Linked DNA regions of Homo sapiens: region 2 is linked to region 1. A link is an interaction called in ENCODE POLR2A ChIA-PET data of the cell type or tissue named here. Cell type or tissue: PC-9. All regions are shown on one strand.

What was found. Peaks named below come from ENCODE experiments on the same cell type or tissue, not always from the same donor. Only the 100,000 strongest peaks of a DNase experiment are listed, where the experiment ranks them.
Region 2: POLR2A ChIA-PET joins it to region 1 with 5 read pairs; 3 of 35 experiments call an interaction of 5 or more read pairs at or near these places.

The regions. Positions count from the first base shown.
Region 1 is chr18:11,700,009-11,705,008 of GRCh38, forward strand. The region is part of intron 1 of GNAL (G protein subunit alpha L); the gene reads left to right. Among named protein-coding and RNA genes, the nearest start is that of GNAL, 13 kb to the left of the region's middle. In PC-9, no CTCF peak of the experiment used is centred here; no DNase peak of the experiment used is centred here; H3K27me3 peaks cover 5,000 bases.
Region 2 is chr18:11,857,600-11,862,599 of GRCh38, forward strand. GNAL (G protein subunit alpha L) reads left to right here. Exons shown (of 12, transcript NM_182978.4): 6 at 4,796-4,850. LOC124904251 (a long non-coding RNA gene) reads right to left here and starts at 2,912. Exons shown (of 2, transcript XR_007066297.1): 1 at 1,745-2,912; 2 at 1-527. RefSeq lists enhancers at 1-463, 1-28, 3,746-4,652. In PC-9, CTCF peaks have their summits at 2,761 and 2,960; DNase peaks (open chromatin) are centred at 52, 1,882 and 2,522; H3K4me3 peaks cover 1,904 bases; H3K27ac peaks cover 3,312 bases.

The DNA of each region.
Region 1 (5,000 bases):
CTAAATAATAGGCTTCTTGTTTTAGTCACTTACTAAGAAAAGAAGTCAGTGAAAGATTTTGTCCTTGAATTAGGATCCCAAGAGGAGGAGCTGGTGGAGAAGAAGAGGACAGACACCACAGTGGCCATAGCAGAAGGGTCGAGGGTTCTTCTAATGAGCCCGTTTAGGGGCCATAAGCTGATGGCCCTACTCTTAAAAAGCCCAGGTCAGTTAACCGCAGCAGGAAAGATAGCGGCCCATTATTGAAAGCTGTGGTTTATGAATAAAAAAGCATCATTTAAAGACTTTTCCAACTGCAGTTCTGGGGTTAAATTATTCTCAGCAAATAAAGCCCTCTAGACATGCATTGAAGTGTTAGCACCTGACGGGAGGGGCACACACACACTGCTCCTGCAGGCCGTTTGGCTTGGCTTGGCCAGGCCATGTGTCCCATCCTGTAAGGCTGCCCTAGCTCTGCCTCATCAGGAGGAATCACAGGATTGTTGCCCAGCTGTTATTAGGTGTTACACCAAATGCCACTGAAGGCACGAGTTAGGGAAGCCACCCATCAAAATCTTCAAGGGTTAGACAGCTCTCTTCAACCCTTCCTGCTGTTATTTCATTTGCCGATCTGGGAAAATGTTATTTAGTGAGAGGCAGGTCAACCTGCCGACTGATGGAGGATCGAGGAAGACAGCAAACACACTGTGGCATCTGCTTTCTCTAATCCTAGCAGAAGAGCCTTGGAGAAGATGTAGGTTGCATCACTGTGCTTTGGATTAATGCTCACTTGGTGTGTTCTTCTGTAGTTGAAAAGTGAATTTTCTTTCTGAATAAGTGAACTTCTCCCAGAAAAAGCATAAGAAGACAATATTTTGACATAAACAGAAAAATAAGGCGCAATGATACCCATTCTTTGAGTCACAAGGGAAAAGGCCATTTTATTCATTGAATCCCTTATATTACTCACCAACTGCAAACATTTGCATCTCTCAGGAGCCCGCTCTGTGCCAGGTGCTTCTCTGGGTGATGTGGAGATTCCACAAGGCAGAGAGCACAGCCTCAGCCCTGGAAAAGTTCACTGTGTTGTTGAAGAGAAAGGACAAGAACCTAAGAGAAAAATACCAGTCCGAGCCTGCACGTGCTCGGAGATAAATGGCAACAGTGTGGGTCAAGAACATGATTCCAGGGATTCACGTGGAACCTCTCAGTAACATGATGGGCATCCCCCTTCCTTAGGATATTTTATGAGTGGGGAGGTACAGGGGAGGTAGGAACTTGATTGTTTAATGTCAATGTTTGTACACAAATGCATAATGCTGGCCAGGCGCGGTGGCTCACACCTGTAATCCTAACACTTTGAGAGGCCGAGGCGGGTGGATTGCTTGAGGTCATGAGTTCGAGACCAGCCTGGCCAACATGGTGAAACCCCATCTCTACTAAAAATACAAAAATTAGCCAGACGTTGTGGCGGGTACCTATAATCCCAGCTACTCGGGAGGCTGAGGCAGGAAGTTGCAATGAGCCAAGAGTGCGTCGTTCCACTCCAGCCTGGGTGACAGAGCAAGAATCTCAAAAAAAAAAAAAAAAAAAAGCATAATGCTGTTATTGATCCTGGGTGCAAACTATGAGCAGAAGCAGCTGTGAAATCTGCTCCAAGTTTGCACCTGGCAGCTGGTTTCCTGTTCATCAAGGAGCTGCTGAAAGAACCCAGAAGCACCCACAGCTCCCAGAATGTAGCAGCAACCTGGAGTGTTTACCTAATAGAACTGATGCTTCAAGAAGATGAAGAAAGTTTGAGCAACAGTGTGCAGTGTTATCAAACGGGAAGGAGACTGCTCCTTTTATCTCCAGCCATCAAAGTGCTCCACAAGTCAATATTAGGAGCTGCATTTTGTAGATTGCACCATGATGGGAAGGTGGAGATTGTCTGTAAATCGGCATAAAGAAAAAAAAAATGAAACGTTTATCCTTTTTTTACCCAAGAAATCCACTCATTAGAGAATCACTGAAAGGAAGGTGGATAAAAAGCCACAAAAGGGAACCTTTGACTTGGCTGCAGAGCAGCATTTGTGTTTTACAGGTACTTCGGGAGCATCTAGAGGGCGTGATTTGGAGTCTGCTAGCCAGGAGGCCACAGGAGAAACACAGGTCAGCCCCAGAATCATGGAGCACACATTTGCCTCGACCCCAGCTGTATTTTCTTTTCTGGGAAAATATCAGCCCCTGGAATTAGGCCAGACACAGGAATCTGTAGATACAAAGCTCGCTAGCAGAGCAAGACTCAGAACGCAAGAGTGGCACCAGGGAGGAATCAGGACCGAGCAAGAGGCGAGTGCTGATCCCAGAGCCGGCCTCCTTCTTCCCTGTCACCCTCAGAGGGTGGTGTAAATGAACCACAAGCCCACAGCTGTCCTGGTGAGGAAGCGCAGAACAAGGCCCAAGCCAGCATACCCCAGAGAGTTAGACTGAGCCACAGATCAATCAGCTGTTTGATTTGTAGAGCAGCTTGTCTATTGAGAAGGACGTCAGTGCTGTGTTACAGGCTACTATTTGTTTATTCAGTAGCAATTACTGACATTCAGTAGCACGTCTACCACGTCCCAGGTTCTGTCAGGCTTCAGTCTACAAACTGGAGCTGTCTCAGGAGCTGTTCTGTGTGCTCAGGAGCTTATGACCCTGTGCGGGAGACAAAGGTATCAACCAGCCATTGCAGCACAGCATAAAATACATCCATGCAGGTACAGAAGACAGTGGGAGCAGCTCTTGCCCCAGTGAGAAGGGAGGCAGGACTGAGGAGGAGGGCAGCAGCTTCCAAGAACCTTCCCACTTAAAAAAAAAAAAAAATAGCCCGGTGCGATGGCTCACTCCTGCAATCCCAACACTTTGGGAGGCTGAGGCGGGTAGATCACATGAGGTCAGGAGTTCCAGACCAGCCTGGTCAGCATGGCAAAACCCCATCTCTGCTAAAATTACAAAAATTAGATGGGCATGGTGGCACGAGCCTGTAATCCCAGCTAGTCGGGAAGCTGAGGCAGGAGAATGACTTGAACCTGGGAGCCAGAGGTTGCAGTGAGCAGAGATTGCGCCACTGCACTCCAGCCTGGGCGACAGAGCAAGACTCCGTCTCAAAAACAAAACAAACAAACAAAAAAACCATATTTGTAGAGTATATTTCTGTTCTTAAAATCGACAAGTTTGAGAAACCCCTCGTTTTGAGAGGCTCATTGGAAAGCAGCAGATGCCACGCAGAGCAAATGAAAAACAGAACGCTCCGCACGTTGTGCATAGTTTTATCGAAACTCCTGCATCTGCTTTAAGTCTGTTTAGTTGAAAATCCATTTAGAATATGCTCTAATTGATATATGTGACCTATAAGGAAGTGTCCCTCTTTTTTAAGAAAATATAGAAACGTGTTATTTGTTATAGGTTTTCATTGTACAAAGAAATTCAATGTGCTGAAAAGAACCAATAAAATACGGATAAAGTAGTGCCAATTAAGAAACAGTTATGTGACTCTTTATCTCTGAAATTGTTTTAACTGGTACTTTGTTTTAGAATTGCTTTTTAATGTAACAGCCTTCTGAACATCAGCTATTTGATAAGCGCTGCGTGGAACTAAAAAGCATGCCGAGCTGTGGTTGATCCAGTGGACTTCGCTGTGCCTCATGGAGGACGATACTTAACTTTCAGATCCATTTCCGTTTTTTGCTCTAATGACATTTTCTCAGAAGTAATGCTCTCCACCCTTGGGCTTGGGTACAATAATGAGCTTGGAACAGGGGATAGGAGGCCCAGTGTTGATGGGCACACACACACACACACACACACACACACACACACACACAGTGAAGTGCAGGAAGCTCTGTGGCCATGTCAACCCTTGCTGACTGGGGACAGATGGAGGCAGGCTGCACCCTAGTCTGTGGCCTCAGAAGAAAAGCATCTTAGTTCTGCTGGTGGTGTTCAGCCTCAGCCTTTCCCTTCACCTAAATTCCTACAGGTTATCCTAACTTCAAATAGGATAAATTAATTTTAATTATGTATACAGAATGTTCGTTTAGGAACACAGAGGATGGATTTCTAGAGTAATCTCAAAATCCTGTTATTCAACCCACAATACAAAGGAAGCAGCATTGGTGTTCTTCCGTGGAGCCTGAACATCATGGGTCCCACAGTGAGTCACAGCCTTCTGCACTCCCTGATCACACAGTGGGTCACACCCTAGACCCGTGGGTCATACCACGGAACACATCGTGGATCCCACATATGGATTATACCCTAGGACACAGCCTGGATCACACAGTGTATTTGGAATTAGAGATTGGAATGCCAGAAACAGCCACACAGTCACCCTGGCCTCCAGAGCAGGCCTTCCACTGAACCCTTTGCTGTGGCTTCACTATGCCCTGAGCAGTCCAAGGCACAACTAATGGCCCAGGGTCTTCCGGCTGAAAGTGGGAATAGTGAGGAATGGGCCTAGGGTGATCAGTGAGCAGTAATGATAAGTACCCCCATCTGTAATATGTGCCTCAACTCCTGCTAACCCACAGGTACAGAGGGAGAGGAGCTCAGCTATCTGGCCCACTTCTGGGCTCCCTCCCCAGTTTCCAGACCCAGCCACGCAGCCTACTCTGGGGTCTTTGGACTCCGTCTCTTACATTTTTGTCTCCTTTCTTCCTTAATATCAGTATTTTCTTTTAGTTTCTCCTTATCAAAGCTTGCTCATACCCAGAACATTTTACTCGTTCCTGTGAAATTATTAATGGAGGTGAAAGTTAAGTCCATTATCAATTTTTTTTTAATTTAACAGCTTTTTTTGAGATATAGTTGAAATGCATACAGAAAACAGCACATATTTAAAGTGTGCAGTTTGGTTAGTTTTGACATGTGTATACACCTGAGAGCATATCCATCACCTCTGAAAGTTTCCTCCTGCATCTTTGAGTTGATTTCCTTATTTTATCATGGTAAGAACACTTCACACGAGATCTACCCTATTAAAAAGTTTTTAAGTGTAC
Region 2 (5,000 bases), 160 kb after region 1:
GGAACACGCTCTTGGATGACGAGTCACCATGAATCACTGATCACCTGGGACATGGTTCAGCTGCACATGCTGACGCAGTGGGTCTGCCAGTGACGCCGATATGCTGCGAGTCTGGGAACCCCTTTTAAGGAGCAGGGAATCTTAACTCTGGCTGTGCATTACAACTGCCTGGTACTTTGTCACCACGTGAGTAATGTTTTTCTCCACCAGTACGAACTCCTGGGCTCCAGTGATCCTGCTGCCTCAGCCTCCTGAGTATCTGGGATCCATCTATATTTTTATGTCTTGTAGATAAATATCATGAGTCAAATTTCATTAACATTGGGAAAAGTTTTTTACTTGCCTTGACAGATTTCCAATTGCTATATGTTTTCACACACAAAAAATTTTAAATACATGGAAATTCAGTTGGTACTTTTTTTCTCAGATCCAGTAGTTTGATTACAAAGGCATTTAACAGAATAGTTTTCATCTTTTCATGACTCTCCTTGTTCCTCTTCATGATCAATTCCATGGCCATAAGAATTCTTTGACGCCAACAACAGATGGGATATAAACAGTGCATTGTTACTTTTGCTAATATCAAACAGAAGGGGGATCTAAATGAAAATGAAAACATTTCTGCAAACATGAGTGTCCTCAGCTGTCACAGGAAATAATGAAAAAAAAATCAGAGTAAATTTCTTTTTAACTACTTCCTTATAGTGTCTACAATGCAAGTGATTTTTTACAATGCTAATTTGGTATAGTTTTGCACCTCTGCATCTAATAGTTGGAGTGAATAGTCTGCAAGGGATTTTTAGATCTGCTTAATTCTTCTGGTCAGCATGCAGTGGCATATTTAAGGAGGCAATGTTATAACCCTTTAAAATGTAATCATATGCAAAATTCTATGTATGATTTGGGAGACCCCTTTAAAATTCTCTCTATGTATGTAATCACAGAAGCCCCAATTTGAAAAAGTACTCCTGCAACATGCTTGGAAATATGCCAGTTGAAACAAGGATCAAGGCAGAAGGCTGGCAGAAATCTACCACTCTATTATTTATTCCTTAGAAAGTCTTTCAAAGAATTGGGGGCATATTCACATTTTGGGGTGAATATTCACATTTTATTTTCATTGCACAAACTTGAAATGCATGAACTCGGTACCATTCAGCATCAGCAACAAATCAGAAGCAGCTCTTGGAAATGTTCAATGAGACCTCCCACGTCTCACTTAGATCTCTGAGAATCAGAGCTGGAAGGACTCTGAATATCCATTTTGGAGGTTGGCGACAGGAGAAGACCCACCAGCCTCATCACTGTCAGCATCTCAAAGTCACTGGTCTTTCATAGTGCACAGGAAGATGCACTCACACGTCCTCTCATCACATCTCTCTAGCACTCCAGAGGCATTTTTTGGTTAACCATACTTCATTCTTTCTACTTAGACTAGTTATTATCATCTGAATACATTCACCACCTACCTCCAACCTATGTGCATCCCATTTTAAATAGGTTACTTCCTAAACTCTAACTATAGCCACAGGCTTCATATTTAATTTTCAGTTCCTTCCAGCTCTTTTCATCAGAGCGAATTCATTTCTGTATCCTTTGCTCTGGACCCTGTCAAAAGTTGCGACCATTTCTGATTACAACTGTTGTAGCCTGTGAGGGAAGCAGCCTTCTCACCCAGAAACCCATCTGACTGTCCAGCCCCAGTTCAGAGCTCCCGTCCCACCCCGGCAGAAACTTCTCCTACCTTCTCATGGATTCCAAGGTCTTTTTGCTCCTTTGTTGCTGGATGGTCAGGAACTCAGTGTGTCCTTCCACCACGCTCTTCACCCCACCACATTCCAGGCCAGCAACCACCATGCCAAAACTGCATTGTACTTTCCAAACCAGGCCTCAGGCAATGGCAGGGAATTCCTGCCTCCAGGCTCCCAAGTCTCTCCAGCTCCCAGAGGGTCCCTTCCCTTTGTTCCTTCCCCTCTGGAGCCAGCTCCACACCCTTGGCCAACTCACCAACCTTCTGGTGCGCAGTAGCACCTCCCAGAGCTTGCAGCACCTATTCCAAAGACACCACTGGCTGATCAGGGTCCCTTTGGCCTCTCAATAGCCCTGTCACCTGGGCCATACCTCTGCAGAGCCAGGAGCAGTTGACATTCTTTTTTTTTTTTTTGAGACGGAGTCTCACTCTATCGCCCAGGCTGGAGTGCAGTGGTGTGATCTCGGCTCACTACAACCTCTGCCTCCCGGGTTCAAGCGATTCTCCTGCCTCAGCCTCCCAAGTAGCTGGGATTACAGGCATGCGTGCCACCACACCTGGCTAATTTTTGTAGTTTTCGTAGAGACAGGGTTTCACAATGTTGGCTAGGTTGGTCTCAAACTCCTGACCTCAGGCGATCCACCCACCTCCACCTCCCAAAGTGCTGGGATTAAAGGCGTGCACCACTGCACCTGGCTAACATTCTTTAATGACTGCACACCAGACAATGCAGTCACAGACACCACTCCCATAGCCTGTTTCCCTTGGCTTCCAGGGAAATGACTCATTCATGACAGTTGAGGTCACAGTTGCCCCCACTGTTTCCTATCGCTATGAAAGGCCATCCCAAACACCAGCAGATCCACTCCTGCCCCTTTGTGTATTCTGCTTCTGGGTTACTTGCCCTGGGGGTGCCAAACCCAAGTTCATGGGTGAAGGCTGCCAAAATGTCATCCCATGGCCATGCCTCAGTTTTGGCCACTAGGGACTGTCTCTAGCTTTCCAAAAGGAAGGAGTTAAGATGTCCAAGGAAATTATGTAGTCTTACTGTCTTTGGCCAAGTGGTTCCTAAAATGGACCCCTTTTGACCTCTGTAGGGAAGGAAAAAGAACTTCCCTCTTTCCCATTAGGTTCTGTAGCTGAGTGAACTAACAAAGACGGATTAACAGGAGGAAAGCATACACATTTTATTTAATATTTTTACATGCACACGGGAACTTTCATAAGAAAAATGAAGACCCAAAGAAGCTGTTAGGACCGAGAGCTAATATACCCTTTTAACAAAAGATGATAAATTTATGGAGAAGTGACACAGGAGAAAGGTTCAAGTTTCTAGGGGCAGTCATTGTGGGGCAGTGACTAATGAAAGACAAGGGTTATTTTGGTGGGTTTGTACAGATCAGTTTCAGGGTGGACTCCGAACCCCTGGTGATAAGAACATTCTCCTCTTCCTGGTACAGGGCAGGCACGTTTCTTAGGGAAGATTTCATGACCTGCTTTTTGGGACAGAGCGGGAGGTCAGCCAGCCAGCCAGCCTTGCAGCTGAGGCTTCTCAAGTGCCTTCAGCTACAATTAGTCAACATGCTGAAGGGCTCATTGTGGGGTGGCGTTTTGTGTTCTGAACCGTTTCGTCTCCCTCTTGCCCACACTGAGGTTCACAGGCGCCTGCAGAGGAGCTGGTGTGGGAGGATGGGGAGATTGGGAGGCAACATCGCCTCCTCTGCATGAAATGCTCATGGGCACATGTCTGCTGCCTCTACCTACCAAAGGACAGAACCAGCCAACTGGCATGGCAGGCAGGGAGCCAGCGCAGCCTCCAGGCCGTCCATCCTCTCTCCTCAGTACCAGGGCCTCCCGTCAACGCCAGCACCAACAGAGAGCCTGGGCCCCCCCGACCCCTCCCTCCTGCTGGCTCTCCTTCTTCCTTCTAGGGTCCCTGCTGCCCCTCTGTCTCCAGAATTGTCCCCTGCTTGCCATTTAACCCATTCCCAGTGCTTGTTGGTCCCCGAGGGACCCAGCCTCTCAGCCCTCAATGGTCACCTGTCCCAGCCGCGGAAGGAGAAGGGGACAGAGGACACTGGTTCATTCCACCATATTTACTGGGGCCAGGCCTGCACTAGGTGCTGGGGACTCCCAGGTGGACAAGACAGAGACCTGCCCTGAGGGCCTAACATGTTAGTGGAGAAGATAAATAACAACAGATCAACCAAGAGTCAGTGGGAAACGTGCAGCCTGGATAGATGCCTTGGTAAAGCCAGGCTGGCACAGAGAGGGCGGGGGAGGCCTGTGCAGGGGCCGTGGTCACTCAGGAGAGGGAGCTCGGCGGCCTCCCAGCTCCCTCTCGGAAGGGTCATCACCCAAGAGCGGCGCACAGCCTTCCTTGGCTCCCATCCTGCCTTGTGTGGGACACAGTGGGCGCCAGGCAGATCTGACACCAACAGGCGTCGCCAGGTTTGCCAGCACACACACTCAAATATGCACACTCACGTTCTCGCTCTCGCACACTTTCCGCACATACTCTCACACTCACCCTTACACTTTTACACATTTACTCTTGCACACCACATACTCGCTCTCCACACTCAGTCGCTCTTACACATATTCACGCAGTCATACACACACACACACACACACACACACAACATCTGGATTTGATTAGGAAACTAAAGGGACATCTGTCACCTTCCATGTTTTGTTTACATTGCAACACATTCTTGTACTCGCTTAGCCTTGGACGGGAGGCTCCATGCTCTCTCCCAGTTTCTGAGTAGCTCCCACCCCCAGCGCTGTGGCAGTGGAGAAGAGAGGGGAGAGAAGGCAACATTAAAAAAAAGAAAAAAAAAGAATGCAGTTCTCCCTCCCTGGGTCAAGAATGTTGCATTATCTAGACAGATACAAATTCAGGAAACAAAGTAAGAACTCACTTCAGCTTCTTGGCCTGCCCCCATCCTTGCTGTACTTGGGTGATGTCCCATTAATTTCTCCCCAACCCCAGGGGAAAGTGGGCAGAGAACAGGCCTCAACCCTTGCTGGCTTTCTTTGCAGCTTCCTGGAAAGAATCGACAGCGTCAGCTTGGTTGACTACACACCCACAGACCAGGTATGTGGAATTAGGGTCCCCCACCACACACCAGAAACTTTGAGATTCATTTCCAATATGATTTAATGATTATTTCAGAATGAATTAAGGAAAAATCCTTAAGATACCTACTTTTTGCAAATTGTTTGTACTGCCCTGTGTGTGTGCGTG